Regions from separate parts of the Homo sapiens genome. Here regions 1, 3, 4 and 5 are each linked to region 2. Evidence: chromatin loops called from intact Hi-C (ENCODE). Cell type or tissue: mammary epithelial cell. All regions are shown on one strand. Each heading gives the region's core, and the rest is flanking DNA. Links, peaks and the distances in the headings are about the cores only. Region 1 overlaps KCNMA1 (potassium calcium-activated channel subfamily M alpha 1). Region 2 holds the start of LOC105378372 (a long non-coding RNA gene). Region 3 overlaps KCNMA1 (potassium calcium-activated channel subfamily M alpha 1). Region 4 has its middle 11 kb from the start of KCNMA1. Region 5 overlaps KCNMA1 (potassium calcium-activated channel subfamily M alpha 1).

Evidence for each region. Hi-C counts contacts between places; a loop is a spot of excess contacts. Peaks named below come from ENCODE experiments on the same cell type or tissue, not always from the same donor. Only the 100,000 strongest peaks of a DNase experiment are listed, where the experiment ranks them.
Region 1: it touches region 2 in a loop (14-fold over the local background); 10 of 110 quality-filtered maps call a loop at or near these places.
Region 3: a loop joins it to region 2, with 6 times the contacts of the local background. A loop is called at or near these places in 8 of 110 quality-filtered maps.
Region 4: a loop joins it to region 2, with 7 times the contacts of the local background. A loop is called at or near these places in 10 of 110 quality-filtered maps.
Region 5: it touches region 2 in a loop (8-fold over the local background); 82 of 110 quality-filtered maps call a loop at or near these places.

Annotation. Positions count from the first base shown.
Region 1 is chr10:77,389,077-77,394,976 of GRCh38, reverse strand. All of the region lies in intron 2 of KCNMA1 (potassium calcium-activated channel subfamily M alpha 1), which reads left to right. Among named protein-coding and RNA genes, the nearest start is that of KCNMA1-AS3, 41 kb to the right of the region's middle. In mammary epithelial cell, for the core only: a CTCF peak has its summit at 2,921 (motif pointing left); DNase peaks (open chromatin) are centred at 1,916 and 2,916; H3K27ac peaks cover 2,879 bases.
Region 2 is chr10:77,708,695-77,714,594 of GRCh38, reverse strand. LOC105378372 (a long non-coding RNA gene) reads left to right here and starts at 3,907. Exons shown (of 2, transcript XR_001747510.2): 1 at 3,907-4,089. RefSeq lists a silencer at 1,765-1,996 and enhancers at 4,113-4,302, 4,673-4,732. In mammary epithelial cell, for the core only: a CTCF peak has its summit at 2,984 (motif pointing right); no DNase peak of the experiment used is centred there; H3K4me3 peaks cover 345 bases.
Region 3 is chr10:77,248,329-77,254,228 of GRCh38, reverse strand. It overlaps KCNMA1 (potassium calcium-activated channel subfamily M alpha 1), which reads left to right. Exons shown (of 28, transcript NM_001161352.2): 3 at 2,973-3,034. Among named protein-coding and RNA genes, the nearest start is that of KCNMA1-AS3, 100 kb to the left of the region's middle. In mammary epithelial cell, for the core only: a CTCF peak has its summit at 2,771 (motif pointing left); no DNase peak of the experiment used is centred there.
Region 4 is chr10:77,645,933-77,651,832 of GRCh38, reverse strand. No RefSeq gene overlaps it. Among named protein-coding and RNA genes, the nearest start is that of KCNMA1, 11 kb to the right of the region's middle. RefSeq lists a silencer at 2,064-2,163. In mammary epithelial cell, for the core only: a CTCF peak has its summit at 3,276; a DNase peak (open chromatin) is centred at 3,212.
Region 5 is chr10:77,171,053-77,176,952 of GRCh38, reverse strand. The region is part of intron 5 of KCNMA1 (potassium calcium-activated channel subfamily M alpha 1); the gene reads left to right. Among named protein-coding and RNA genes, the nearest start is that of KCNMA1-AS2, 33 kb to the right of the region's middle. In mammary epithelial cell, for the core only: a CTCF peak has its summit at 2,891 (motif pointing left); a DNase peak (open chromatin) is centred at 2,872.

The sequences.
Region 1 (5,900 bases), core at 1,159-5,158, 320 kb after region 2:
AGTTGCATTGGAATACAGCCATGCTCACTCATTTACGTATCGTCTGTGGCTGCTTCTGTAAGAAGCTACAAAGGCAGAGTTGAGTAGTATCCGGAGTCCAAAACACCCACCAGCCTAAAATAATTACCATCTGTCCCTGTAAAGAAACAATTGCCACTCCCTGTATGCCTGTCAATATTCCTCTTCAAGTGGCCTACAGGACTTGCTCCATAAGTTACCTATGGCATAGGTAATAGATAAGATATAACATCTGTCCCCTTCTCATGGGGACGTGTCTACATTCACTTCCCCAAGCTCAACTAAGTACTGCATTAGAGATGGAGAGGCCAGAGCCAGGTGGGTCCCCAAGTTCCATAGCAGATTCCCAGCTGGGGTGAACATATGGATTTCCACTTCGCAAGGTCAGGAGAATATGTCTGAGAATTTTGTAGCAGCATCATTCCTTGAGTTTCTCCATCCACCTGCCCACTGCTTCGGCAGCCCCCACACCCCAGGCCCTGCTGGCAGCTCAGAGTCTAAGCCTTACCCCCAAGAGGACCCCTGATCAGGGCCTGCAGGCCAGGCACCTCAGCTCGCAGCAGCTTCTGGTCTGCAGGCCTCGAGCCATGTGCTGGGCTCTCCGGCACGCCCTGTAAAGAGCAGCTGTTAATTTTACTAGCTGGTGTGTTGGCTCCTCTGCCCTCCCCAGGGCTGCTGTGAAAATGAAGGAGAGTTTCAGAAATCAACCCTCAGTTGGCTCCAGAGTGAGGAAGAGCCTCCTGGTCCAGGGACAGCCCACTTGATCCTGGCCACTCATCTCTGGCTCCCAGGCCCTCAGGGCTCTGATGGCAAGTGCTGGCATGGCTGTTTTCCCTCTCCTCTGAAGTTTCCAGGTGCATGTGGGTGCCTGCTTTGGCCTTCCATCCCATTGTCTGTCTGCCCATCCATCTATGTCCATTCATCCACCTGTGTGATCCACCGACATTGATTGGTGTTCCCTAGTATACAGAACTGAGCGTAGCACAGGTCAGTGGGGGCCTGGTAAGCAAGCAGAGCACTTGCAGCCTCTGTGCAGTCAGCAGCCAGTCCGGCCTGCTTCTGCCGGTCCTGTCTTGTCTCTGTCCGCTTTGCTTCAGTCTCTGTTGGGGCCTGGGAGTGAGAAACCCTGCCCCTTTGTCAGTGCATCATGATCTGAACTAGAGCTCCTACTCTTTTTTGATCTCCATCTTGCTCCTTGTGTCTCGTTCTCACTTGATTGGAACAAACAAGGAGGATGGGTGGAGCCCATAGCAGCCTCAAAACTCACTTCAGCTCTTGCATTGCCTCTCTCCCTGGGACACCCATCTTGGGAAGGAGCTGCTGTGTGTGGTGCGGCTGGGCAGTTGGAAGCCCAGCCTCTGCAGACTCCTGACTCCCAGCTCCATCTGTCTCAGGGGCTTGGCTTTTACCCTGGGCGAGTGGCTTCATTGTCTCATACCTCAGTTTCCTCATCTACAAAATGGGGACAATAATAGTCCCTGCCTCTTAATGAGTTAATGCATGTAAAATATTTAGAACAGTGCCTCTGACATGGTTAGTGCTTGATAAGCATGGTTATTATTATTTTTGTTATTGTGTGTGTGAGCCCGGTCACCATGTCATGGAGGAAATGGGCTGGTATGGAGACAGACGGGTCAGGGGGTGAAGAACAAATCCTTTTCTGGGGCAGGGGTAGAAGAACAGCCCTTGAGCCTCCCCAAACCCAGACATCTTCCAAGAGTGCTGAGCAGCTCTGGGCAGGGCCATCTGAAAGGCTCTGAATGCCCCAGGCAAGCCCTGGTTTGGATCCATCCAGATGATGATGTTTGCTCTGTGCACACACTTAATTCAGGCTTGTCCAGGCTGCGTCCTCTTTGCAGCTGGCTCATGCCAGCCTGACTCACCATTGTCAAATTGGCCAGGAAATTCTCACTTCATATAGCCTCCCTGAGCTGGCTGGGGACTGGAGAACGGGCTGGGCTCTCCCTGGAGCTGTACGTTGTGGGCGCATGTGTCACAGGAAATGCCTTGGCAGGACAACAGATGAGTCTTAAGGAAAAAGGGTCAAGTGCACTTACTGTGGTCTCCGTATCCACTTCTCCCTGGAGGTGGGGCGAGGCTGACAGGGCAGGGACAGGCTGGTTTCGGAGGGCACATCTGCACCAGTATTTGGGGAGGTGGGTTTGATGTACATTTTGACAGGTAGTGACCACACATTCATTGAAAGGAGATGGGAAAGCGTGTGAGGTCACCAGAAGATAAAGACCCAGATTCTACTGCACATGCGAGGCAGCTCCTCTGAGCTATTCCTCCATCCCTTCATCCATTCCTTCAAACATTCTGGAGCACCTGCTCGGGGTCAGATACTGTTCAATGTGCTGGACATATGTTGGTTCATTCAGCAAAAGCTGCAAAGTGCAGTCATCCAAAGTGTTGAAGGTGGAAATGTTATGCTTGCATTTTCTAGAATGATTTGGGGTGGCAAGGTTTCTGAAGTAGGGTTTAGTGATAAGTCAGAACCTGTGACCCATCTCTCAGTCCCTTGGACAGGCCTGGGAGCTCAGACATTCTAGTCCTGATTGCACATCCTGTGCAGTTCTGCAGCTGAATCCCAGGGGCCTGGGCAAATATGTGAGTAGTTGGTTTCCCTCCCTGCCTCCCTCCCTTCCCTCCCTTGCCTCCCTTACCTTCCTTCCCTTCCCTCCCTTCCTTTCCCTCCCTTCCCTTCCCTCTCTCCCTTCCTTCTTTCCCTCTCTCCCTTCCTTCCTTCCTCCCCACTGCCCCCTCCCACCTCCCCCACTCCTCCCTCCTCCCTCCCTCCCTTCCTCCCTCCCTCCCTTCCTTCCTCGCCTCATTCCATTCCTCCGTCCTTCCCTCCCTCCTTCCCAACCCATGAAAGCTGGCGCCCCCTGGAGGCATTTCAGGAAATGAAATGTCTGTATTTGCGGCTACTGAGTTGGGCTGGGAGACTTTTCTTACCCAGGTTTTCCCCCAAGGCCTTCAGAGGGTGCTGATGGCTTAGCACTCCGTTTTTGTCAGAAAAATATCCTTAGAGCCTCCATTTCAGCTGCGAGAAAGTTTGTTTAGCAGGGAGACTCAAAAATAGAGATGATGATGACAAAGTCATCAGCCTTTGTCGTTGCAGGGGAGTGCATGCTTGGAAAGTCACACTCGGGACCACACGCAAGCTGATGCTTCCAAGTTTAGTTTACGAGGCTATGTTTAGGAGGAGGCAGACTGACTCGTGCCTACGGGCCCCAAACAGCCCAATTTGGTGCACTAAAAGCCTCATTTTTAGACTCTGGGTCCAGAGTGAGGCTTTTTCCAGAAAAAAACAAACAAACAAACAAACAAACAAACAAACAAAAAACCTACTTCAGGGAAATGACAACAACAGAAAGCCACCATTTGCCCTAAAATTTTTATTGTAAAAACTATTCTCTCCTGTTTGAGTAGTGAGGGATCTAGGACATAACAGTGGCTTCTCTGGCTTTCTTAAGGAATCAGGGCACTTGGAAACTCAATTAAATGTACCCAAGCCTCTTAAGCACCAAGGCTATCTTTTTGCTCATCCAGTTAATTTCAGTTTGTAAAATTGGCCTTGTGCTGACATGATGGAGACGGGGTGAGGGTGGGAAGCCAGGGTCCTCTGTGAGCGGAAGCTTGCTTCTCTGTTCACAAGCCTCCAAGGGCACACATCCTTCCCTGGGGCATCAAGGGGGACCATTAAACCTGTTTGCACCACGTCCCTGGGAGAGCAAACTTCTGGGCCTTCCTTGTTTACTGGAGGTTGGTTAATTCGGAAGGTAGATGGACTGGGCATATTGGTTCCCCACTGGCAGGAGCAGCCCAGGATTCAGCAGGTTAACGCAAAGGATCGAGAAACTATCACCTTCCTAGAACTGTTCCCAGACTTTTAGCAAACAGGCTGAATTTTGACCTTTTTCCCATTTTTCTTTTTAATCCTCCCTCCCCACATGTTTTGTGGCTTTTGGTGAAATGGCTGTCCTAAGGGAAACAGGACAGTTCATTGAAAAGGAGAGAGAAAGTAAAGACCCCTTTCCCACACCACCTTCCCTCAGATGCAGCCTTTGCTTACACTAAAAATAGCTTGAAACAGAGGCTGAATCACAAAAAAAAAAGTGGCATTTCAGGGGACAGAGGCTGCCAGCTCCCTGGCTGCTGCTGAAGTCTGTTGGGTTTGTTGGTCTCTGAGCCCCGACTTGCCCAGGAAGGCGTGGGGTTTGGAAGTGTACTGGGATAGGTCCAGAACATTCTTTTTGTTTCTAGAGCAAGGGCCTGGTTGTGTCTGCCTTGGTTGGAGAGTCTGTCCAGAGCTAATTATATCAGCAGGCACTGATAGAGCCTCTGCCTGGTGTTATGCCTCAGGGGTGGAAAATCACTTCCTGCAAAGGAAAGGAGTTGTTTTCAGGAGCTCCTTAATCCCTGAGGCACCTGCATGGGCTCCCAGGGAAGCTGCCAGGAGGTTATTGTTTCCTCTGAACCATGAGGTGGGCAACTTGGTTTCTTGGCCACCTGAGATCTCTCCAGGAAAAAGCTCAGATCATCAGAAAGAGAGAAAACAGTTTACTCACCTTGGTCTATGCTGTGTGTCTCTCTGGCCCTTGGGGATTCATGACAGTGTTTGAGATCAATTCTGGATATGGGAGAAGAGAGGCAAGTCACTTACTTTTATCTGAGGAGCTGCAATCAGCAGAAACCTGGATACTAACCCTGGCTTTGCTATCACTTTTCTGGTTGACCTTGGACAAGTCAATTCCCTCTCCAAGGCCTCAGCATCTCCATAAATAGAGGGGGCCGCAGTAGTTTTTCAGTAGTTCGTTCCCTTGCAGCCCAAAATATCTTTATGTTTTCTTATCCCCTTCACTGTCCTTCATCAGCAAAGGCCACAAGTGTTAGGCTCACATCTACTGTGCCCTTGGCCCTGTGCTAGGCACCAGGAGAACTGCAAAAGGAGAGAGAATGCACTTTTCTTAGCTGCCAGAGTGATTGGCGTGAAGCAGAGTTCATCAAGGGGTGTCTCTGCATGGCTCTCCCATGGTTTTGCCTCCATTTGAAGTAAAATCTGAAACTGTGTCCCTGGCTTACAAGGCCCCGTGAGTTACGGTGCCTGCTTTTGACTCACCTCCAATGATTCTTTTCCTTCTTTGCTCCTTTCTAGAGAAGAAGCAAAGCCTATAGGTAGAAGCATGTAGATGGGCCTGAGGCACTGGGCAGGGGGAAGGATGCCGTGGGAGGAGGGGGCCATATTCCAAAGGGCCAGCTCAATGAGAAGGAGTTGGCTTCTTTTGAATCATTTCAGCCATGGAGCTCTCTTTTGGAACCTTCCTCAGTTGGAAGCCTCTAAGGGGATGTTGTTCCTAGTTGGTATCAAACGTGGTGACCCCACTAGCCCCAAATTTGACTGGAAGAGCCTCCTTTCCAATTGAGTATCCTCTGCTTGAGGAGCTCTTGGGTGAGATAACAGCCCCTATCCTTTGCTCTTTGTATTGCTTTTGACTGAACTGCTGCAAATCATGGGGCCCCTGAAAGTCCATCCCTCCTCCAGAGGTAGAAGCGCCTCCATCTCTGTGTACCTGAAAACAATAAAAGGCATGTTTATTTAAAATAATGACTGCCGGAGGCCCCCAGGAGGGGCTGAGGATCGAGGAAACATTACTGTGGCCAAAGTCATTTTTTATTTCTGGAGCAAGGTAGCAGACTCAGGGGGGTGGCAGGAGCTGCCAAGCTAGCCCCCAAATTTATAGCAAGGGTGTTAAACACTGTGGGTGATCAGTGGAGTTGACATTGCAGAAATTCCCCAAATGAAAATTCCTTGTAGGTTAACTTTTAGATGAACTTTAAAAAACAGGGGCAACAGACCCTCAATGGGCTATTTCAAG
Region 2 (5,900 bases), core at 1,075-5,074:
GCTTCAGTTAGCTAGAGTCAATGTTTGTGGCTTAGAGTCAAACAGCCCAGTGAACACCGGATGGGAAGGATTTGGCCAGATGAGCCCTAAGGCCCCTTCCAGCCTCGCCACTTTGAATGGATGAGTGAATGAATGAATGGTTGATGGAACTGAACCAGATCCCTTCTAGTTTGAGCTCTGAGAGAAAGTCAAGTGACGGTGGTGGGAGGCAGGGGGAAGGTGAGGAATGTGACCACTGCAGATGCTGATCCCAGAATGACCAGAGTTCTGCGAGGACTAGGATTAGGACACGCTCAGGGAGCCTGCCCCTGCTGAGCGCTTCTTTTCTGACTGGCTGAGTGACCTGAGGGAAGCCATGCAAGCTCCCGAGGTCCCATTTTCCTCTCTAAGGAGAGGATTATTCTGTGCTCTTTGCTCCTTCCTCTTCTGTAGCTAAATTAAAATGCACGCGTGACTAACAGCAGCGCTGGGGTGGTCTGCGTGGAGTGCTGCCTGTTGGGCTGTGAGCAATTTGCCGAAAAAGTCTTCATCCTGGTAATTTGGGCCAGATGCTTCAGTGCAGACCCCGCTGACTCATCAACAGCCCTGCCTTCCTGAAGACTGAGCTGGGGGTCAGCTCTCCACTCATGCCATCTGCCTTTCCAGAAGCACCCTGCTGGAGGGGTGCGGGGGAGTGGGGGGCAGGAAGAACACGCACTTAGGGAGACTACTTGGTGTGGGGGGATCTGAAGGATGGGGAGTTATTTTAGCTGGCATGAACATTTATCGGAAGGAGGAATTGGTATAAGTGATTGTCTACGTGTGGGACTCAGGGGGCTGTGAAACTTGCATGCATTTGGAAGAGGAAATGTTCAAAAGCACCAGTTCACGATATTTTCACAGCTGTTTGGGAAGCAGTCTGTGGGCAGAAGCAGCAAGCTCAGGGACAAGTGAGAGAGCTGATGGTTTGGCAAGATGGGCAAAAGGCTCTTTATAGCTTTGCACCCTTTGTTCTTTCTGCTGCTCTCGGCTTCTCTTTCCTCTCATTTTTCCAGATCCTCTGGACTTCTGGGTTTCTGCCTCTTGTTTCCATATGTCACCTTCTGTGGCAGAGCACATTTTGGTTGCAACTGACTATTCCCCAACTTGTAACAACTTGGGGACACAGTGGGGCTTTATTGACACCTGGAGTCAAACCCTGAATTTGAACAACCAAGTTTTAGAAAGGGAAGGTTGCAGCTGGATTTCAGGAATGGCCGGAACTGGGACTTGAACTCTGTTGGCGGAGCCTCATCTTTGCTTCTCTCTGTGTGGTGGTTTTATCGTCTCTTACCATAGACCAGCTTCTGCTACACGGTCGGAAATGTGATTGCCAACAGGTCCCCGGTTCACCTTTTGTAATTCTGACGGCTGGAGAGGGGCTGGCTTTTACTTTCTTTTCTTTTCTTTTTTTTTTTTTTTGAGACGGAATCTTGCTCTTTCGCCCAGGCCAGACTGCAGTGGCGCTATCTCGGCTCACTGCAAGCTCCGCCTCCTGGGTTCCCGCCATTCTCCTGCCTCAGCCTCCCGAGTAGCTGGGACTACAGGCGCCGGCCACCACGCCCGGCTAATTTTTTGTATTTTTAGTAGAGACGGGGTTTCACCGTGTTAGCCAGGATGGTCTCAATCTCCTGGCCTCGTGATCCGCCCGCCTTGGCCTCCCAAAGTACTGGGATTACAGGCGTGAGCCACCGCGCCTGGCCAGCTTTTACTTTCTCTATCCCAAGTTGAATTAGGGAGAAAGCTCAAGACTAAAAATCACAGCTCTGCCAGTGACTATCTGTGTGACCTTGCAAGAGTTCATCGCTCTGAACAGCAGTTTTCTCGCCTGAGAAGTGGGAATGAATATAGCTCCCAGATCAGAGAGGCAGGTATTGGCTGGTGGTTGGGAGCAGAGGCTCTGGAGCCAGAACACCTGGCTACAATTTCAGTTTTGCTGCTTAGATGCAGTGTGACTTTGGTCTGGGTCCCCAATCTGTGAATGTCCCAGCTTTCTCATCTCTAAAATAATGGGGATGATAATGACACCTATTTGTAGGGGTGGTGTGAGAAGTAAATGAGTCAATGCTTGTAAAGAATGTAGTTCATTGAATGGCATTTGGCAGACAATCAGTGCTAGCATTTACTCCTTGCTGTCTCCACAGTTCTTGGTGACATTTCTCTAGGGCCTCCCCATGGCTGCCACTTAACCAGGACAGGCTGTGAGCTCTGGGCCATTCCCTCTGCAGCCAGTGGCCCCTCTGCTTCTTTCTCTGCTACTCCAGAATGGAAGTGAGTAAGAATTGAGAGTGATGTTCTTATATTGAATCTGTTCTGATTTATAGTTTTAAAAAGTAGCCATTCTAGAACCTTCGTTCCCTATTATGAGTGGATTGCTTTTAAGAGTAGCTTCTATTCTGAGCACTGCATCAAATGCTCCATATTCATGATTTAATTGTAACAACAACACAACCAGGCAAGAGTTCCTAACCATCCCCCCACCCCTTTTTTAAATAGGTTAAGGAAATGCACCTGTAGTTAACTAGCCAGAGATCATGCACCTGGCTTATGAAGGCGGCATGATTAAAACCCAGCTCTGTCCGGCTAGAGGCATCTTCTGGGGAAGGCTGAGCCGAGATTGAGCGTGGAGACCACGTTTCCTGGAGCCCCAAGGCCTGGGCATCCTGGTGGCCTCGGCGGGAGCTTCTCATCTGCCTCAGTCTCCCCTGCTCCCTGAGTCAGGCAGGCCTGTTTGCATAGAAGCTTAACCTCTGCTGGCTGGTGTTTTGTTTGCTCACACACTGACTTTCACTCTGTGCGCCTTTGCCTTGACTTGTTTCCCAACTAGAGAATAGGTTCTATGTGGTGGGTGTTGTGCCCAAAGTCTTTGTCTCCCTCACTCCCCTCGCCCAGGGCAGGAGATGGAGCTCCGCGCCTCCGTGATCTGGGCTGGAGGAGAGGGAGAGGAGCGCGTCAGTCCCGCTCCCCGCCAGGCGGTGGCGCCAGTGTGCAGGCCAGGCCGGGCTCAGCGTGGCTGTGGCGGCTCGGCAGCTGCAGCCCAGGCTCCTCAGTACCCCACCGGGAGAAGCACTCGTTCTGGGCGTTACCTGTGGGGGCAGGGGGCAAGGGGAGAGGCGCAGGGGAGTGGCGAGGTTGTAGCAGAGAATGTGGGCGTTCGTTGGCCCCGCGGTTTCGGGCTCCTGCTTTCTGGGGACAGCCAGCATGGCCCTGAAGTCCGCCGCCCTTCAGAGCGCGCCCCTCAGAGCCCAGGGGTGCCCGCGCCCGCTCCGGTCCCTCCGCCTTCTGCGGAAGGAAAACCAGGCCCTGGCTCGCTGGGACGGGTCCTTTCGGGGACTGCGGCTGCTTCCCTGTTCGTAGACTCAGCAGCCGGCGATGTGACTTCAAGGCCCCCTCGAGCTCTGCCTTCTTAAAAAATAAAACGTAGACCTCTCCTTAGCCATGTGGGTTATGTGAGAGCAGCCTGATGTGGTGCTGCTATTCATTCATTCATTAGTTCATTCACTCATCTGGGATCGAGAGCATGGTGTGCCAGGCACCTTAGCAGAGCAGAAGACAGAGCGAGAACCCGGCAGACACCGCCACTGCTCCTGTGGGATCTGAGGTTTAGTGGGGACACAAGGAATTGAGCACATGGCACGGAAAGTGCCCTTAAACCAGCCCGGGAAGATGAAGGCGAGCTTCCTGGAGGAAGAGGCACCTAAGCTGATGACTGAAGGCGAGAAAGAGTTGACAGGGCTTAAAAAGGGGGGTGGGGGTGGGATTGAACATGAGGCCTCAGGGACTCCTTGTTTTTTCAGCGGGTGTGGGGAGCTGGCTCTGTGCTCTCCCATTTTTGTCACTGAGTGCAGAGGCCCATGACCTGGGTAGGGAGGAAGCTTATTTCCGTCTGTCCCTGTGCAAGGCATGCACAGGGTTAGGACTCTGATGAAATCGAATTTTCTTTCTCCCCAGGAAAACGATGTCTGTATGGGTCTCCCCGGTTTTGCCCACAACTGCAGGGTCCTATGGATGCCCAGTGGAGCCCACGGTGAGAACCTGAGGGTGAGGCTGAAGAGACCATGCTCCCCTGTGGTAAGTACCTGGCTTCCTGAACCGCCCTTCCTACCTGCTGCCCCGGTGACTCTGCCGGCCTGTGTGTCTACACAGGCTGTGGGGAGGGAGGTGCGGGGGGTGGGCTCTGCCCTGGCTACTCGCCTTGCTTCCATCTAGTGTGGCTCTGCGGGGCGAGCCTACTCCCCTTAGGATACCCTTCTGGTTTTGATGGCGTGAGGCAAGTGTCATTCTTGGCCCACAACAGCACCCCAGGATGCCCGGTGAAACACAATGGGTTTTCCCAGCAGGGTGGGGTGAGCTGTGCCTGGCTGGGCTGGCCTCCCTGCTTTCTTCATTTGTGGTCTCTGAATGACGGGTTCCTGGCACCCATATCTTGGGGCCACCGGGGCGGGGCTTGCTGCCTTTCCCCTGCTGTTTGGTGAAGGGCCGAGACTGCCAGTGTTCCCTGCCAGGCCAGTACTCCTCCTCTGGTGGCCTCCCCTGACCAGACGAGGGTGGGAGGCAGTGCCCTGGAGGAGAAAGGGCTTGGGGGTTGGGAGCAAAAGGCTGAGGGGCTGGCCATTTTGGGCTCTTTACCCACAGCAGGGTTTTTACAAAGTCCTGCAGGCTAAGGTGTGAACCTTGGTTTCCTACTATAAAACAAAGATGCCCATGCCTATGGTGACTTGGGTGTAGTATGAAGCTATGAGATACAAGGACAGTGACAGTAATGATAACCAGGGCTGCTGCTTATCAATTTTTGCTAAGCCAGCTCCTGTGCATGGTCTTTACATTTGTAAATCATGCATGGGGCATAGATGTGAGCTGTCTACATACTGAAGAGCACAGTGTTACTGAGAGTGGGGTGGTGATGACTGCTGTCCTGGGCTCCCTAGACCTGGGTGAGCCCAATAGCAACCCCAGGCCTCCTGTGTAACCTAGACAAGTCCACCTCCTCTCTGGTGCTTATGCTTTATCATGGAGGCGTTTGGCCCAGATGACCCATGAGGGTCCATCCTGTGAAGTGGCCTTGGGAGTGTCACCATCAGGAATCTGCCAGGGATGCTGAAGGCAGGGGACAAGGAGACCAAGGTGCTGGTTATTGATGACAGGTGAGGATGGGAACCTGGTGGAACCAAGATCTGACCCTTGAAGGGCCTCCAAATCCATGGTTCCTCATTGGCAGTTATTCTCAGCCCTAAGAAGAGGGTGTCCCTTGCTGGAGGTGATTCGGAATCATCATGACAGTGGGGCATGGAGGCTTTGTCATCCCAGCACTTTGGGAGACCAAGGTGGGAGGATCGCTTGAACCTAGGAGTCAGAGACCAGCCTGGGCAACATCATGAGACTCATATTTCTACAGAAAATTTAAAAATTAGCCAGATGTGGTGGTGTGTGCCTGTACTCTCAGCTACTCAGGAGGCTGAGACAGGAGGATCCTTTGAGCCCAGGAGTTTAAGGTTGCAGCGAGCTATGATCATACCACTGTACTCCGGCTTGGGCAACAGAACGAGATCTTGTCTCTAAAAAAATAAAAACAATAATAAAAGCAAAAAAGACAGGGAAAACAGAATCACTGAGACTTTTTGGTAAATGAGACTTCCCTGTTGGGAGTCAAGCTGCCCTGGGGAGTTAGCCTTAGGCATCAGAAGCAATAAAGGTAGAAAGCAGGCCCAAGCTCCATGAAAGGCCCGGAAGGACCCGTAAATCCAATCAACAAGCTGTATTAAACACCTTGCCTGTTCAAACTTAGGTCTGGTAACCATTTACTGGGTTTGCAATGTTATTATTAAAGTTCAAAAAAATGCCAGTGCCATCCCCATTGCCCCCACAATTTATACTTTTCTTCT
Region 3 (5,900 bases), core at 1,124-5,123, 460 kb after region 2:
AAAAGAGTATATTTCATGACTCCAAGTGGCCTCCCATCTTCTGTTTTTCTTGGGCCTTATGTATAGGATATGTTAAATACTTAGGTGACTATTTGGGGTGCTCTATAATAATACCATTACCATGCAGACTAAAATGTAATCATTTTGTGTTTTCAAACTTAGAGTTCTCAGACAATGGGGATTTGTTAGAGAGATAGAGAAAGAGAGAGACTAAACTGACACTTCTAAGGTGGCTTTGCTAGGGGCCTAGAGAAGACAAGTCTCTGATGGGGATTCTATTTTCATGGCCACATCCAAAGTATTGATGTGTTTTCTGCAGCACCTGGATCTGGGCTGACAATGTGATCAAGCCTGACACGATAAAGAGGCATTTAGCAAGTTTCAAGACTACGTGCACAGTTACCTTAATACTGAGAGGCAGATCATCTCCCCAGGGAGCATTTCATCGTACATCATGGGGCAGTTTGCCTATCCTGTATCTCATTGAGAGGAGGCCTTCCAGCTGAATACGTGGACCCAAATGCATGTCCATTCAACAGAGTCTTCAGGGCCAGGGAGCTGTGGAGGTTATTTCCCTCCTGGATTTCTTCCCTCTCTTACCCTATCAGAGAGATGCTGATATTTGAGTTTTCATCTTCAGAGGGTAGCAGGATTCCTGGCCTCCTCCTGTCACTGGCTGATTTGCTTAAATAAGGAATGCATTAGTCCCCATCACTGACTCCAAGTGGAGGCAGCTGGAGCAAATTAGGATCAGCTACATTGGCCATCTGGATGCTGCGAAATCATTGCCATTGCAGGGGTCTTAGATTTTGAGTTCCTTACAGAATGATGTAGATGCCATTTGCAAGGGCTTCTTTCCAGTCCTTTTCTGCAACAGTGGCTTTGGGTGGCATAGGCCTATATAGCCAGCTCTGACAGATGCTCAGCATTCACAGATACACACACAGGGAGCCAAATGGACAGGGATTAGTCTTAAATCAGCTGTTTATGAATGGAGAAGAGGCCCTTCTCCTGGGTTCTGGCCACACCCCTTCTCTTTGCAGCTTTTTGAGAATGAGGTCAGGGCCAGGATCTAACTGCTTATGCCTCAGAAATAGCAGCACAGATCAAAATTAATCTTAAGCTTTTTGTTTTGCTGCCTCCTTTAGATAATAGAGGAAAAAGCGAAGGCCTGCTCATGTTTTTGTTTGCTTGTTTTTGTGTGTACCTTTGAAAGGAACATATGAATGAATATGTGTGATGGGAGGGGTTGAGGTGAGGCAGCTAAGAGGGATTAGTGCTGGGCGGGTGATAATTACTGATAGACTGCAGCATTCAATTGGAGCATGTTTTAGTTGTTTTTTTTTTTAAATGGCAGAATGAAATAAACCTCAGTGGTGTATTGTTTTAGCACCTCCCTTTATATGGAGATTTTATCAGTTGCTATGAAACTGCATATTCCTTTTACAGTGTCCAATTGTTTTTAATGGTCATTTTCTGGGCTGTGCAAGCCACCATTCTGCCCCAGGAGCTCCATGCAGTTTTGCAATGCTTTAAATGAGTATCTCATGCAGATTTCATTTTCTGTCAGCCACTTTGGCACACATAAAAAATACAGGAGTGTGTGTGTGTGTGGGTGGGTGTAAAAGAGAGAGATTCTGTCTCTCATACATACACAGGCACACGTGCCCGCACACACACACACACACACACACACACACACAAAGCTTGATCATGCTTAGTCTTTACATAAATTGGGATTCCTCTCTACCCACCAGCCAAGGCCTGAGAGATGTCAATAGATGGACACTGAGGAGACTGACTTCCAATGCCCTTCAGCCTGCAGTCTCTTCAGGGTATTAGCATACCTGGAAAGGTTGACCTAGCAGCCAGGCATTGTGTGTAATGGTGGTGCTTACTTTTTATTCTCAGGCTTAATTGTTGGCTGAAAGCATCTTCTTTATTTCTGACTATCCTTTATTTGCATTAATAGTCTCCTCTGTGAAAGATTAAAGAAAGTAGAATGTGTACTGAGGACAGAAGTGTCAGTGTCAGCCTAATCTGCTACATATTCATTCTATGGACCTTAGCATGACAGGTATCCACTGAAGGAGATGCCAAAACTGTCTTCCATCCATGGAGATTAATTTTGAGTGAAGAGTGTAAAGTAGGACAAGGATTGTCACATAACTGGCCTAATGGATTGCCTAATTGACTTCCTGAACTGGAACTACTTTCCTAAATATTTCAGAAGTGTTCTAATCATATAGATCATACATGCAGTGAATATATCTTTATGTATGTCCACACATACACACACGGACATTTGTACGAGCAAATTTGTGATCTTCAAATTGGTATCTCTTATGTAGTGACAGAAAGTAGATTAGTGTGGTCTGGGGCTTGGAAATGGGAAAGGGGATTGATTTAACAGGCATGAGGGATCTTACTGGGATGATGAAAATGTTCTGAAACTGGATTACAGTGATGATTGCATAACTTAGTAGATTTACTAAAGTCATTGATGAATTGTACTTTTTAAATGGGTGAATATTGTGGTATGTAAATTATGCCTCAATGAAGCTGTTAAAGTTGATATTCCTCTATTGGAGTTCCTGCAGATCCTAGACTACATATAATATTAAAAATTGTATCACCCTAAATTTTCACCTGCTTTTTTCCCACTGAAGTTTATCAACTACAATTGCAGAGAAGCTGGACTTCGAGATAACAGGGTCAGATAAAAACCCAGTGCCCTGAGACATAAAAGGCTACCCTGACCCCTATTGGCAAGGAGCGAGGTTGCTGCCCATTGCTGTATGAAGAGCCAAACCTGAAGCAGTAATGGGGGGCTGGGGATGAGGGTGAGATTTCCAAGCAGGTCCCCAAGGGCAATGGGCACCGTATTTCAAAGCTGCTTCGGTATGTGTCAAAAAACCCAAACATCCTGAGGTCCAACTCTTAAGTGATGGCATTCTCCTCTTCTTTTACAGGTTGTCTTAGTCTTTGCTCTCAGCATCGGTGCACTTGTAATATACTTCATAGATTCATCAAAGTGAGTATTCAAATATACTTTCTTGCCCTCGTTTCATAAACAATCATGAGCCTTTACATTGATCCATTTATTTACCTTGACACCAACCTTTGCAAGACCTTCTGAGTGCAGAAGATTTTGGAGGAAGCTAGTGCTGTACTGTACTGATTTTCTAAATGGGAAAGAAAGTTCTCAGAAGGAAGGCTATTTTGAGTCTGCTGGCATAGGAGGGTGAGGTATATGAGGTCAAGTCTTCTTGCTGGGTATTACTTATTTTTAAAGAGCTGTTTCCTAATGATGTATTTGCACTGAAGATGTCAAGTAGTTAAGATGACTTGATGGGAATTTGCAACTTCTGGGAGGGTGACAGTTTCCCACAGATGAGGGTCTGAGCCATTCTTGCTATGGTTGTAGGATCCTTTTCTCAATTGGGTTTCCAATGCTTTGATCTTACTGGAGGTCAGATTAGAAAGCATGATGCTATCCTTTCACCTGCCAATCGGGTATTCAGCTGAAGCATTGCACGCTGGTGCTTCTTGACTTGTGAAGGTAAGGAGATGGATGGAGGAGTTCATCATGACCCCCAGAGGTGGAGGCCCTGGCCATTTGAGGACTTCTAGAGTGGACACTCATGCAGACTCCTTGGGTGCCAGCCGAATGGACTGGTGCTCCAGAGTGAGCCTGGGTGACAGATGATAAAGACCTTGCAGAAGGATGAAGAGGGCACAGACTAGAACTGCAATGTTGCAGCCAGTTCTGCCCTGATTCCTGCAGGTGCCAACCCTGAGGAAATAATTTGTTCCAACTATACTATTGCAAATCATGAAGTTGATGGCATCTGGGAAACAAGCTGGAGTCTAACTCATTTTCTGTTGTGGCGTGAACTTGGCAACTCTGGTGACAATGGCCTTGAGCTTGTTGCCTTTATTGTCCACTGTGTGAGTGTTTTGAACTTTAAACTCTATCCCTGGCATGGTTGGCTACTAGACTTTGATACTAGGAAACCTGCTTGGTGTGCCTGTTGGCTCAGACTCTGGTGTGCCTGAATTCTGAGCTTAGTGCTCCTTTCCTGTGGCTTGGGATGGTGGTAATTTCATGCACAGCTAAACTCAGAATTTCTCAGAGCCATCTGGTCACCGGCCAAGGATTTTGTGCATTTGGGTGGAGAGGCCAAAATGTCAGTCAGGGAAAACAAAGCAAATATCTCCTTTAATAACCTGTCTCTGGGAATCAGCCAAGTTTAAGCCTATCAGAGGTCCTTCAGCCCACCCCACATGCGAGGCTGGGCTGCCCTCACCCATCTCAGATGGAGAGTCCTTTAAACGCTGTCAGGAGACAAGATTCCACATGCTCCCTCCATCAGCTCTCCCGAGCCAAGAAAGAGAAGAGCTTGTTTAAGTTTGGAAGACTCCCATTGGCATGTCATTGAAGGTAAGCCCCCTTTTAAATATTTACTGTTAATGATTCTGGATCCTATTTGTATTGAACTGAAGATCCTCTAAAGCCCCTGGTCTTATTTCTCCAATCTCTCTCCAGGGGTGTTCTTACATGTCGTGGGGTGCAGACCCTGCCAACTTCCATGCTGAGACTCAGGAAAGAGGTTTGGGCTTGAAGCTTGTATGTCCCAGAGAAAGAAAACCCTAATGTGGAGGTGAGTGTGTTGATGGGTTAGAAGTCCAGATGCCTCAGCCAGCACCTTCCTTCCCTTTTCGTTTTTTTATTTTTTTTATTTTTTTAACCTTTTGTCCCTCTGTATTTCTCAGAAATAAAATGCTCTTTAGATGGATTTGGATTGTGTCTTTTTTTACAGTCTACTATGAGGCAGTCTTTTGTTCTGTAGATCCTGGTGTTCTCTGTTTCCGTGTGAGAAGATGAAAAGGAATGAAATTCCCCAATGCACCCTCTTCCCCTAATGTCCTACACCATCTCAATGTCCTTTGGCTTTAATTGTGATCCTTCTAGGCCTTGGCGAAGATGGCACTGGGAGTCCTCTCTGATTCTGGTTTCTTTTATGAACTTGCAAATAGTCTATCCCAAGGATGGAACTTCAGTCCTGTCCTCACCTTTTCCTGGCAAAAATGCCCATAAGGTTAGAAACAAGGCTATTCCCATTCTGCCTGAGGACTGTCGTAGCCTCATCCCAGCTTTAGCCTTTCTTCTCTGTTGCTAAACTGTGTGATTTGGCATAGCAAGGCTTTGTTTATAAGAAGACCTTCTGGTTATTTATATAGAAACTTTTCATTTTCATGACTTCATTTTGTTCTGAGAGCATATCCGAAGATTCTGTCCGGTGGCAGGCCCAATCAGTGGATTCAGCACAAGGGAGTTTTCCATCTTCCTTGGGAAAGACGGCAAGCAAGCTCAGTTTTAGTTTGGGAGAGAATTAGTGTAGAATCTCTAAAGCCATCTCTATGGTAAGTCCATAGATTTCCAGGAATAAAACACAGTGAAACCTATTAAAAAATTATAATCGAGCTTAGTGAATGAGAAAAAAAAATGAAGTTCTATCCACATATAAGATGCAAATGGAAAGAAAGTGAGAAAGTAGAATGTACATTCTTAAAATCCATGTCTTTCATTCAAAACTGTTACCAGTTTTACACATTCATGGTTTGGCTGGCCATCTGGGTATTTTGGAAAGACAGCTTTAAACTTCTCGTGGAAGTTATACTAAATCATCACCCTGGAAAAAAAGCACCCAGAATTCTCCAGATGAATTGTAGCTAGTATTTACACCCTTCAAATAAATGAATCAGGGGACAGTCTATAGGCTTTCCCACAAGTGAATCTAAACCAACAGACATGCGTGAAATGGCTTGTCTCAGTGAATTTTAGCCAGAGCTGCCCCTCCCCTCCAGAATGCTGAGGACTATCCTGTAGCACAAGT
Region 4 (5,900 bases), core at 999-4,998, 63 kb after region 2:
ATATAATCACACTTCTGCCTTCATTAATTGTAGCAAAGGCCAACAAAAGGACACCATGTGCCAGGCACTGTGCTAACTAAGAGCTTTACCAGGATTCTTCCATTCAATCCTCACACCAACTCACTGAGAAGGCACTGTTATTCTCTCTACTATATAGATGGAGAAACTGAAATTCAAGAGGCTAAGAAACCTAACCCACAGCCTGCAGCCTGAGAGAGGAGGAGAGCTGAAATTGGAACCCAGCTCCATGGAACTCCAGAGTGGGATCATGCAGCAACTTGAGGGCTGAGCTAGCACTTCCATTGACTCATGGTGTGAAATATTTAATCCATGTGGTTGCTCCTCCAGGGACCCTCTCATGTGGTAGGGAGAGCTGCTGTGGATGGGAAAACCCTGTTTATAGAAATTGCCAATAGCACAAAGCACATGGTAGGTGCTTAATAAATATTTACCTAATAAACACCTAATATTTTTTCCTTTGTAGAATTGAGGAACTGAGCCCTGGAGGGTAGAGTAGAATGTGTTACACTGAGACCCTCTCCTCCCCTGCCTCATCCTTGGCTTTAAAGCCCTGTGCAGTCAGCTGGAGAGACCAGTGTCCTGGGCCCTTGCCCTGCAAGGAGGCTGGGCTGGGTGGGATTCCCATGGAAAGTTCCTCCCGCAGGCCACTAATGGGGATGGGAGGCACTGCCTGGGGATGGGAGGCACTGCCTGGCCATGTGCAGCTTCTTCTCGTTTGTTTCTGCTGAGTCCTAATATGATTAATCCTCTTCTGGGTGATGAGAAAAGAATACACAATGAAGGAGATTCTGCCCTTGTCCTCACCTCCTATACAGAAGTCCGGGCTCCCTTTCAGCTGGCACAAACCCTGACACTTATAAGACAAGACCATCTGTGTTGGAGGGGCTTCCCAGGCCTGTGCTTTGCAGGTACACCCAGCATCTCAAGCATGTATCCCTCTGAGAAAGGAGACAGTCCATTGTGTGTGTGTGTGTGTCTGTCTGTGTGTGTGTGTTGGGGGTGGGGAGCTCACTTGTCAGAAATTTGCCACCAGGATCCTGTGCCTTTCCTTTAAGGGGAGAATACTTGTTTCTTACTGTGGGCACTTTGGACCCCCTTATATTACAGGCATAATGTCTCTGTGCTTTGTTAGGGAAGTGGAGCAACTCAGAAGAGGCCACTGGCTGGGACAGGTGATGTCCCTTTCTCTGCCTTGTTTCTTAGGTCTCTCTATTTATTTATTTCTTCTTCCTTCCTTCCTTCCTTCCTTCCTTCCTTCCTTCCTTCCTTCCTTCCTTCCTTCCTTCCTTCCTTCCCTCCCTCCCTTCTCTTTCTTTTTCTTCTCTCTCTGTTTCCTTTTATTTTTTACTTCTTTTCTTCCTTCTCTTTCTCTGTCCTCCCACTTCTACTCTCATACCCCCTCTTTTGTTTCTGTGAACTTTCTCATAACTCGACCCGCTCACCCCACCACCTTTGCTCTTCCCAAAGGTGCAGTATGGCACCTGCACCTGCCATTCTCCCTCACCCCTGCCAGCCTCCCAGGGCCTCCAAAGGTCCTGGCTTGCCTGCAGCCCCAGGGCTCACCCAACAGAGCTTCTTCACAGCTTCTGTCTTGACCTCAGGCTGTGTCTGAGACCGAGGAGCTGTGAGGTGCACCTGCTGAGTTTAAAGCCTCCTGCAGGGGCATCTCCTGGGCTAATGGGGCACCCCGGCCCCTACAGGCTTTGCAAAGGCCCAGATGCCATGGGGCACACTCCCTGCATGCCCCCCATCAGTGAGGGACTTCTGAAGCTCTCTGTGCTGACTCACAGCCATGGGCTCACCTGGCAGTGGGGCTCCCAATGGGGGAAAGGCCCCCCCTCCCACCCCCCCACCCCAGCCTCAGAGGCCCAGATTAGCATTTGAAAGAAAGGTCAGCAAGAAAGGATTTCCTAGGCCTGCTGGGAGCAGAAAGGAGGATGGTGAGGAAACTTTACCACCTGCCTGGCTCCCAACAGGCTCATCTGCTGGCCGGGTGGACTTTGAGAGGACAGAAAGCACACCAGATAAGGATTCTAACCTCAGCTCAGTCGCTGGGGAACAAAGAGGCTTTGGGCAGGTTATTAAACACCTCTAGGCTGCACTTTTCTCACTCTAAAAAGAGGAAGTCAGACAAAATCTCTAATGTGCTTTTCCTTCTAGAATTATAATGGCCCAGATGGCGATAGGGTCAGAGGGCTGAGTGACCCCTGATAATGCTGTGCACTGACCTTGAGGACACTCTGTGTGTGACTTTGGACAAGTTGCTTACTTAACTTACTTGAGCCTCAGTTTCCACATCTGTATAGTGGGGGTGATACTTTAGGAGATGGTGTAAGTTTTTTTTTTTTGAGACAGAGCCTTGCTCTGTCGCCCAGGCTGGAGCGCAGTGGCATGATCTTTGCTCACTGTAACCTTCATCTCCCGGGTTCAAACAATTCTCCTGCTTCAACCTCCTGAGTAGCTGGGATTACAGGTGCCTACCACCACACCTGGCTAATTTTTGTAGTTTTTTAGTAGAGATGGGGTTTCACCATGTTGGCCAGGCTGGTCACGAACTCCTGACCTCAGGTGATCCACCTGCCTGGGCCTCCCAAAGTGCTGGGATTACAGGCGTGAGCCACTGTGCCCAGCCTCGTGTAAGAATTAAAACGAGTAGGAAAGCAGTGCTTCCAAAAAGGCAGGCTGCTTGACCCCACGCGGTACAAAGGATGATTTGAGCTTATACTCCGGTCTTGGCACTCAGTGGGAAAGTCATGCCCTGCCCAATTCCCTCTCTAACCTGATTGCCACAGAGATGGTCATTGTGCCTGGAACATCTCTACAACACTTACCAATTTCTCCTTTTAGCAAAGGCAGTCTAGGCTTCAGATGGAGGGCTTTCACCTGAAAACAGCAAGCTCTGATTTTACAGCATTGTTTGCATTTATTATATTTACTTTTACACTTGCCTTCTATTTATTTCTAATGTATTTATATTTTGATTTGTTATTTATTTTTATTTTATTATTACAGTAGTCCCCCTCTTATCTGAGGTTTTGCTTTCTGCAATTTCAGTTACCTGTGGTCAACCACAGTCCAAAAATATTCAATGGAAAGTTCCAGAAATAAACAATTCATAAGTTTTAAACTGCTGCCATTCTGAGTAGTATGATGAAATCTCTTGCCAAATGCTCCATCCTGCCTGGGATATAAATCATTCCTTTGTCCAGTGTATGCACCACCCACCACCTGCCTGTTAGTACCTGAGCAGTGTTCTCGGTTATCAGATGGAAAAACTTGTATATACTGTGTGTAGAGTTCAGTGCTATCTGTGGCTTCAGGCATCCACAGGGGTTCTGGGAAGGTATGCCCTGCAGAAAAGTGAGAGACTACTGTATTTATTTACCTGCTACTTACAGTGATGTTGGTTTTCCAGGAAGATAGTGGTATAGAATTTCCTTTTGAAATAAATTTAGGTAAATAAAAGTAGTCTATTGAAGACAAATATTAGTAAGTAATTGAAAAGGCAGTATGACGATATGGTCAAAATTGTGAAGGTGGTCTAAGCATTAGGGAAATATGTGCATTGAATTTTGGGACATGTAAATTGCCCATTATGGTCTCTGGCCTCAACTATTATTCCCCTAGAAGGAAGGGCATGCCCTGCCTACATGCTTTTTCTCTGCCTACCACCTCAGCTCCCAGGCAGTGCTGATCTCACCAGTCTTCATGGAAGACCCAGGGAAGAGAGAGCCGAGCGAGCCCTCTGGGCAGTGCGATGTGTGCCTGCATTCTGTTTAGTTTGTAAATTGGTTCTGACTCAAATAATATCCCCCATTGAATTTAATGGAACATCATTTCAATGGGCCACCACATTATGAACCATTGAAGTTAATGAAAAGTCATTTCAATGAGCTACCAGATTATGAACCATTGAATTTCTATACTAATGATAAAGGGGCTGGAATTCCCTTCTGGGTCATTGTACTTTAAATAGAATATGTATTACCTTCTGAAATAAAAGCCACTTATGCATACCAACTCATCTATCTCAGTAGAGTGTCACCAAGACAGATCTTGATAGAAAAGCCAAGAGCAAGTCAAATGAAAAGCTCTAAGCCCATGACCATATATCACCCAGGGAGTTCCCAGGGCTGCTAGAGCAGTTTGCAGGTTGCTTTGTTCAACTTACAGCTTTCAATTTTGTTATTAGGAGAGAAGAACAAAATGAAATTTATAGATAACCAAAAGGATGTTTTTGCACGCTTTCAATTCAGTGTAGCATCTTGCAGAAAATGCATTTAGCACAGTGTCCTGGAGCTCACAGAGGCTTTTTCTGAAGGGAGGTCTGAGACACACGCTGGGCAGTGTCTGCCTCTAACAGTCTCCCTGTTCCAGCTGCATAGTGCTGTAGGCAAGCCATCTTTCTGGAAGCATCTAAAGTTTGCGCTTAAATAAGCCCATGTCAGAGGTCCTCAGAGAGAAAGAGCTGGCGAGGCACTCTGTGGATGCTACGAAATTGTAGTGGCTGCAGTGCTCAGAGAAACGGGAGGTCATTTCTCTTTGTGTTTGGACTTTCTAGAATGGCCAGGAAGATGGCAGGGTCTCTCCCACCTTCAGGTCTCTTTCTGGATTAGTCAGATGTCCACGCAAAATCCACTGGGGAAATTTCCCTGGTGGGAGACTCAAAGACTCAGTTTCTAGCCAAAGGTGAGGATCTACCTCTCCTTCCTGGCTCCAGGCAGCATTCCTAGAATGGTGATTCTTACATTCTGGGACTCTAACAGCATTCTGCTGAAATATGGTAAGCACCTTCTACTAGGACCTTTACTGAACTTCCCTCTTGAACCCAGAAACCAGTTTATTGGTCTGTATTTATGGCTTTTTTGCAGGACACTGCTAGATTGGGTTTTTGTTCTGGAAGGACCCCTTCACTGTTTTATTATTTACCCCCAGGGCCATTAAAGTACTAGAGATTGCCAGCTGGATACAACATACCCGAGTGAAGCCGTGAAAAGGCTTCAGGACACCAGAGTTGGAAGCAATGCCCTCAGCTCCTCAATACACTTGCAAGGCCCTGAAAGATCTGAGGTTCCTCTTTAAGGGGAAAGGACATCAAGCTCCAGATGATCCTCAGTGAGAGATATTGTCCTCTCAATATTCAAGAGTCACCTTTCTAAAGGGAACCTCTAGATTGTTCATCAGTGGGACACGACAGAGGCAAAATCCTGCCCCTGTCTCCCTTAGACCTGGCTGGATACCGCTTTCACCAATTCATGGACCCAAGTCGGCCCTGACAGCTAGCAAGAGGCCAAGACCCACAGAACCACCACCGCCCCTCTGTCAGCAGGAAGAAGTTGCAGAAGACTGACCTTCATCCATTTTCCCCCAAAGGTTTAGGATCTTGGACTCTTGAGGGGGGACGTGTTATAGTAGGTAGCCAGTCAGGTATGAGCAAGGCAGGAGAGGGCTCCCCACAACACACTTAGGAGTGGTGGGCAACCATCAGGTGATGGTCAGGGGGTTAACTGTTTCTCTAAAGTAATAATTGGTCACAGCCAGAGCCAGGGAACAGCAGTCTCCTGACAGATAGAAAACAGCTGAAACTGATCAGCAGCTTCCCAATAAGATCTCAGGAGTGGGGAGGGTTAAGGCAAGATCTTGGAAGTAGGCCAAAGTATAAAACCCTGTGTTAGTTTGTTCTCACGCTGCTAATAAAGACATACCTGAGACTGGGTAATTTATAAAGGAAAGAGGTTTAATGAACTCACAGTTCACATGGCTGGGGAGGCCTCACAATCATGGCGGAATGCGAATGAGGAGCAGGGTCATGTCTTACATGGCAGTAGGCAAGAGGGCTTGTGTGGCGGAACTCCCCTTTATAAAACCATCAGATCTCA
Region 5 (5,900 bases), core at 1,178-5,177, 540 kb after region 2:
CTTTTAAGGACTCTTGTGATTACATTGGGCCCACCTGGATACTCCAGGATACTCTTCCCATCTCCAGGTCAGCCTATCAGCAACCTTAATTTGCCTGCTGCGTTCATTTCCTTCTGGCATGTAGATGACCATATTCACAGGTCCCAAGATTAACACAGACATCTTTGAGGGTCATCGTTCTGCCTACCAAAAGGGGCATATTATTATTCCCATTATTATTTCCAAAGAGGAATCTGAGGCTCTGAGGGGTTGAGTAACTTGCCAAAGTCAGAGCCCAGAAGAGGGTGCGCTGGGATCCGGGCCCCTGTTCAGATGTGCCAAAAGCTCTGCAGAGCCTTTTGGAGTCCTTTGCTCCAGGGGTCATTCACGGCCCTTTGGGGCCATGCTTCATGTTATTTTACAGCCTGTTAGGGAGGAGACCGTTGGGGAGAGCCTTATTGAAGCTCAACACCCTCCCACACCCCTCATTTGCATGGAGTGACATTTTTTTTTCTTTTCATGGGAACAGGTGAGTTACTAGACAGACTTGCCTGTTGTCTGTTGTTCTTACGCAACTTACTCTGAGGTTTGGGTGCCCCTTCCTGTGCAGCTGCAGTGACTGAGGGGAACATATTAGGTCTGCATAACCTCCACCTAGTAGCCCTCTTTTTTAGGAATCATGCTTTATTGCTTTCTGGAGTTTACAGAGAAACCCAAATGAGACCAAAGAGTTGTGGTGGTAGGCCACCATTTTCCTAAGGGAAGCGGTGGATGGGGTCAGCACACCACTCTTCCTTTTAATGGTTACCCCACCCAGGGCTCAGCTGAAGTCTCAAGCATCTCTCTGTTCCTCTGCTTCAATGGAGCATCTGGGCCCAAGGCCACCTGCTTGGCTGAAGAGCCCCGCCCCACCTTCAGGCAGGGTCAGGATGATTCTGTGAATCTCTGGACCTTCTGTTGACTGGCCTCTGCATTTGGTAAGAATAATCAAGAATGAAAGCTGTGGCCTGGTTTCAGTTTCCTGACATCAGTAATTTTCAGTGTTTGGGATTTAAACAAACACAAATAGTATGGTTTGGCCAGAGAGTGGAGGCAGACCCTGGTTGGCATCCCCATATGCACAGCCCTGCCTCCTGCCTCCCCTTTCCCTGTACTTCCTGCCCCAGCTCCACTAGGCTGCTAGCTGCATCTTCTTGCTGTCTCTGCCCTGTGCCTGGTCATGAGTAAGTTCCTGCCCTGACTCTGCAGGTTGTAATCCTTCTCCCCATTAAGGCACAGCTCTGACTCCAGCTCCTGTGTGCAGCTTTCCCATTCTCATCCATTGGAATGAATTCCTCTCTGACCTTTGTATTGTGCTGTTAGGATTCGTGCTATAGGAGCACCATACGCAGCCTGCTTTGTACTGACAGGTAGGACTGCAGCTTCCATGATAGCAATGTGGCAGGGACTGTGGCCCCCTTGTTTTTCGCTATGTCCCTAGTACCTGGAACAGTGCCTGACACATAGTTCATACTTGTTGAATGAATGAATGAGTGAGTCTTCTTAGGATCATGATAGTAAGGAACAGTTATTGATTGCTTATTAAAAGTAGGCACTATGCCCAGCATCTCACAGTCATTCTCTGAGTTAATATTCACAATAACTCGATGAGTAAATATTCATAGCCCAAGTTTACAGTTTGGGAAACTGAGGTTCAGGGTCTAAGTAAGTGGCAGGTCCAAGACTCAGGTTAGTCCAATTCTGGAGCCCATCTTTTAAAATGATTAGACCAGTGGTTCTCAAAGTGTGGTTCCTGGATCAGCAGCATCAGCGTTACTGGGGACTTGTTACACATGAGGGTTCTTAGAGCTCAACCGAGACCCAGGGATCAGAAACCGCGAGTTGGAGCCAGCAGTCTGTGTTTTAACAAGCACTCCTGGTGATCTCCAGTTTTGGAGCCACCGTACTGACTTATGCTGGGATGGTTCTCGAATTTTTATTAGAATCCCCCAGAGTGCTTTTAAAACTCTTCATGTTCAGGCCAAGCCTTTAAACCATTAACCTAAGAATCTCTGGGTGGAGGGTGTGACCTAGGCTCAGCTTCTTTTAATGTTTCTCAGTTGTGTCTGAAGTGCAGTCAGGATGAGAACCACTTGTATGCATCTCCTAACTTTCTAAACTTTACTGTGCATGAGAAGCACCAGGAGATCTTGTTAGAATGCAGTTTCTGATTTAGGAAGCCTATGCTAACGTCAGAGATCTACATTTCCACCAGCTCTCAGGTGTAGTGATTCTCCTGCTCTGTGGACCACACTTTAAATAGCCAGGCTTACCAATCCACTTAAAAATGGCCAAAACCACAATTACTTTTGCACCAAACTAATACACTGTGCTGTCCAGTATGGTAGCTCCTAGCCACATTTGCCTATTTAAAAGCTCAGTTCCTCCATCCTACCAGCTGTTTTTCAGGTACTCAAGAGCCCCATGTGGCTCATTGGCTGCGGAGCTGGACAGCACAGATGTGGAACATTCCATCATCATAGACAGTTCTGTGGGACCACGCTGCTCTAGAATGAGTCTGTGACAGCACACACCATGGCTTTTTACTTTTTGTATGCCCAGGACACTCTTGCACATAGTGGAAGCTTAGCAAATGTTTTTTGAAGTGATTTTGAGTGAATGGACCAATGGTAAAAATTCTATATCTAAAAGAAATAAATAACTTTCCTGAAGAAATGCTAGAGAAATCATGAATACACTGTTAAAAGGAACCCTCTACCACCCTACCCAAATTAAATTAAATATACTTAAGGACTCAGTAGGCCAAAAAGCACAAGAGACACTGGACCATGCTCCAGCTCCAGGACACACTACTCTGCTGCTACTGAAATGGCATTTTGGGCTCTGAAAGGAAAGGTCTCTGGTGCCCCCTAGAGGCTGGTCCTGCAATTTGCTGGATTTGTGAGCAATTAAGTAGCAAGGGGAGAGGGGAAGGGGGCCAATTTCATCATGCTCAGATGGGCAGTTCGTGGTTAGCAGTGGTGGAGATAGGCTCACTTTGAACTCCTATAAGCTATTTGACATCTGATAACTTGACTCAACCGCTATGACCAAAAGCACCCCTCCCCCAAGGGAGTTGCTTCTCAGTGACAGTGCCCGAAGCCTGGAAGGAAGGGCCCCTGAGTGCCCCCAGAGGTCACCCACTCCATGTTCCAGGCAGCTGACTTTCAACTTGGACATCTAGATTCCCTGAAGCCCAGAGCCTTCTAAGTAAACTGCTGTCTGTAGTCTGTGGGTTTCTTTAGAATAAGAATAGTGAAATAAAGAAAAGAAAAAGTATGATTTCCCTTTTTGGGCCAGGTGTCCTTAGGAGAGTGGGGGTTGGGGGGTTTGAGAGAAAGAGAAATCCAAAAGAAAAGTGCTTCCATAACTAGAATAAAGTTAGATGTGTTCATATTACACATATTACATATATGTGTATATATATGTATGTATGTGTATGTACATACAGTATATAATTGTCTCAAGTGCTCTTCCAAACAGTACTATGAAATAGGTGTCATTTGGGGGCCCATATTACAGATGGGGAAACTGAGGCTTCAGAAGGTTAAATAAATTGCTGAGAGTCACCTAGTGAGTAAATGGTAGAGCTCAGCTTTGATCTCAGGCAATCTACCTCCAAAGTCCATGTTACTTGATATGATACTATGCTGTCTCTCAAGCTACAAGTTAACACATTTTTAATAACTTACCAGCCTCCAAACTACTTTTTTCCCCCATGTTCACCAGTCCCCTCTTCTGAGCTTCTTGACCCATTCTATACAAGTAGCCAAATAAATAAAAACAATCCATGTTTTTACCATTAGTCCATGTTGAAATAGTATCATGCTAGATGTTATGGGCTGCTATGGTCTGAATGTTTGTATCTGCCCCAAATGTATGTGTTGAAATGAAATCCCAATGCCGTCGTGTTGGAGATGGGGCCTCTGGGAGATGATTAGATCATGAGGGTGGAGCCCTCAGGAATGGTATTGGTGCCCTTATGAAAGAAGCCCTTGGGAGGCTGTTTGTCCCTCCCACCATGCAGGGAAACAAGAAAGTGCCATCTATGGAGCAGAGAAAAAACCCTCCCCAGATGCTGAATCTGTTGTCGCCTTGATCTGGGACATTCCGGCCTTTAGAACTGTGAGCAATCAATTGCTGTTGTTTATAAATTACCCAGTCTAAGGTATTTTGTTAGCGCATATAGACTGACATGGGGCTCTACTCTTGGCTTGAGCTTTTTTTTTTTTGTTTTTTTTTGAGAAAGAATTCAATGGCAACATACACCTTATGAATAGCATTGCAACTGAATTGCTCTAGTGTGACAAGAAAAATGAACTCATTATTAAGTTCTGTCCCTATGATTGGGCTCTGAAGAAGGCAGCCCAGCCAAGTGGAATACTAAAAATTTGGATGTATTTCAGGGAGCTCATTGCTGTTCCGGTCGCTGCTATAGCTAAAACTGCTTCTAGAGAAATTACTCCTCTCCAAGAGATTTCCAATTGTGTTCCCTTGATATTGCTTTGTCAGGGACACGCTTTAAATAAGATGCCCTCCGTAAGTAGAGATTCTAAATCCTCATTGATTTGCATGGCTCTGTTATATGCCAAATTGGAAATACCATCCTAAAATGAATGTCTTCAAGGAACGAATTCAGCAGTAGGTTTGCATGGATGCCAAAACCTCTCCAGATGGCTGTACTTCATCTGGGGTATTATTGGAACAGCCTCCTCAGCAACCTAAATCTCTAGGACTGGACGTATATTTACCTTCACATCATCTTCAAAAAATAGATGCCTTGATTCTTTTCCATGAGACCAGGGCCATAATGGATTGACCTGGCTAGCAGATCAGATAGGGAGAAAATGAACACCTGAAACCAGCTCAGGGATTCGACTGCATTATTCAGCTGAACACCTACTGTGTGCAAATCCCTAGGTGCTAGGAGTGACCCAAAGATGGGGAAAACATAGATCTTGCCTCTATAAGATGTTAATAACTTAATTGGAGTGTCCTCTAGAAAGAACAGTAAGTTTATAGGAATTTAGAGGAGGAACAGATGGAGGAAAGTTGGCCATCCCAGCCCAAAGAAGATTTCAGGTATCTAAAATATAAACATGTTTCTCCTAGAGCAGGACTACTCGAGGTGCGGTCTGCAAGCCAGCACATGGCCTGGGAGCTTAATAGAAATAAAAATGTTGGAGTTCAACCCTAAACCTGGAGAATCTCTGAAAGGTAGGGCTGAGGAATCTGTTTTAACAAATTCTCCTGGTGATTCTTCTATGGGCTAAATGATCTTGGCAGTATGTTAGAATCACCCAGGAACTCTGACACGTCCTCCTGGCCAGACTGTATTTCTAACCAAGCATATGAGAATTGGGGATGAACTCAGTCACCAGAATGTTTTCAAGTTCTCTGAATAATTTCACTTGTGCAGCCACTGTTGAGAGGCCTGGCACAGTGGTGGTTCTTAAACCAGAGGAACATACCTGAATACCTGAGAAACTTCAACACACACACACACACACACACACACACACACACACACACACGCACACACACACACGCACACGTACTTTCCGAAATCTATTCTGTGAGGCTCTTTGGGTCGTGGTAAGGACAATTGCTTTGGAACAAGCACACTATGTATTCTAGATAGACCAGTGGTTCTCAAACTTTGAGTGCACCAGAGTCACCTAGAGGTCTGGTTAAATTACAGATTTGGGGTGTTCCATCCCCAGAGTTTCAGATTCAGTACACCTGGGATGGGGCCTGAGGATCTGCATGGCTAACACATTCCCAAGTGATGCTGCTGCTGCTGATCTGGGGGCCACACTTTGAGATCTGCTGGTCCAGCCCACGGTGAGGCTGAACTTGAATTCTAGTTGTAGCTGCTATGC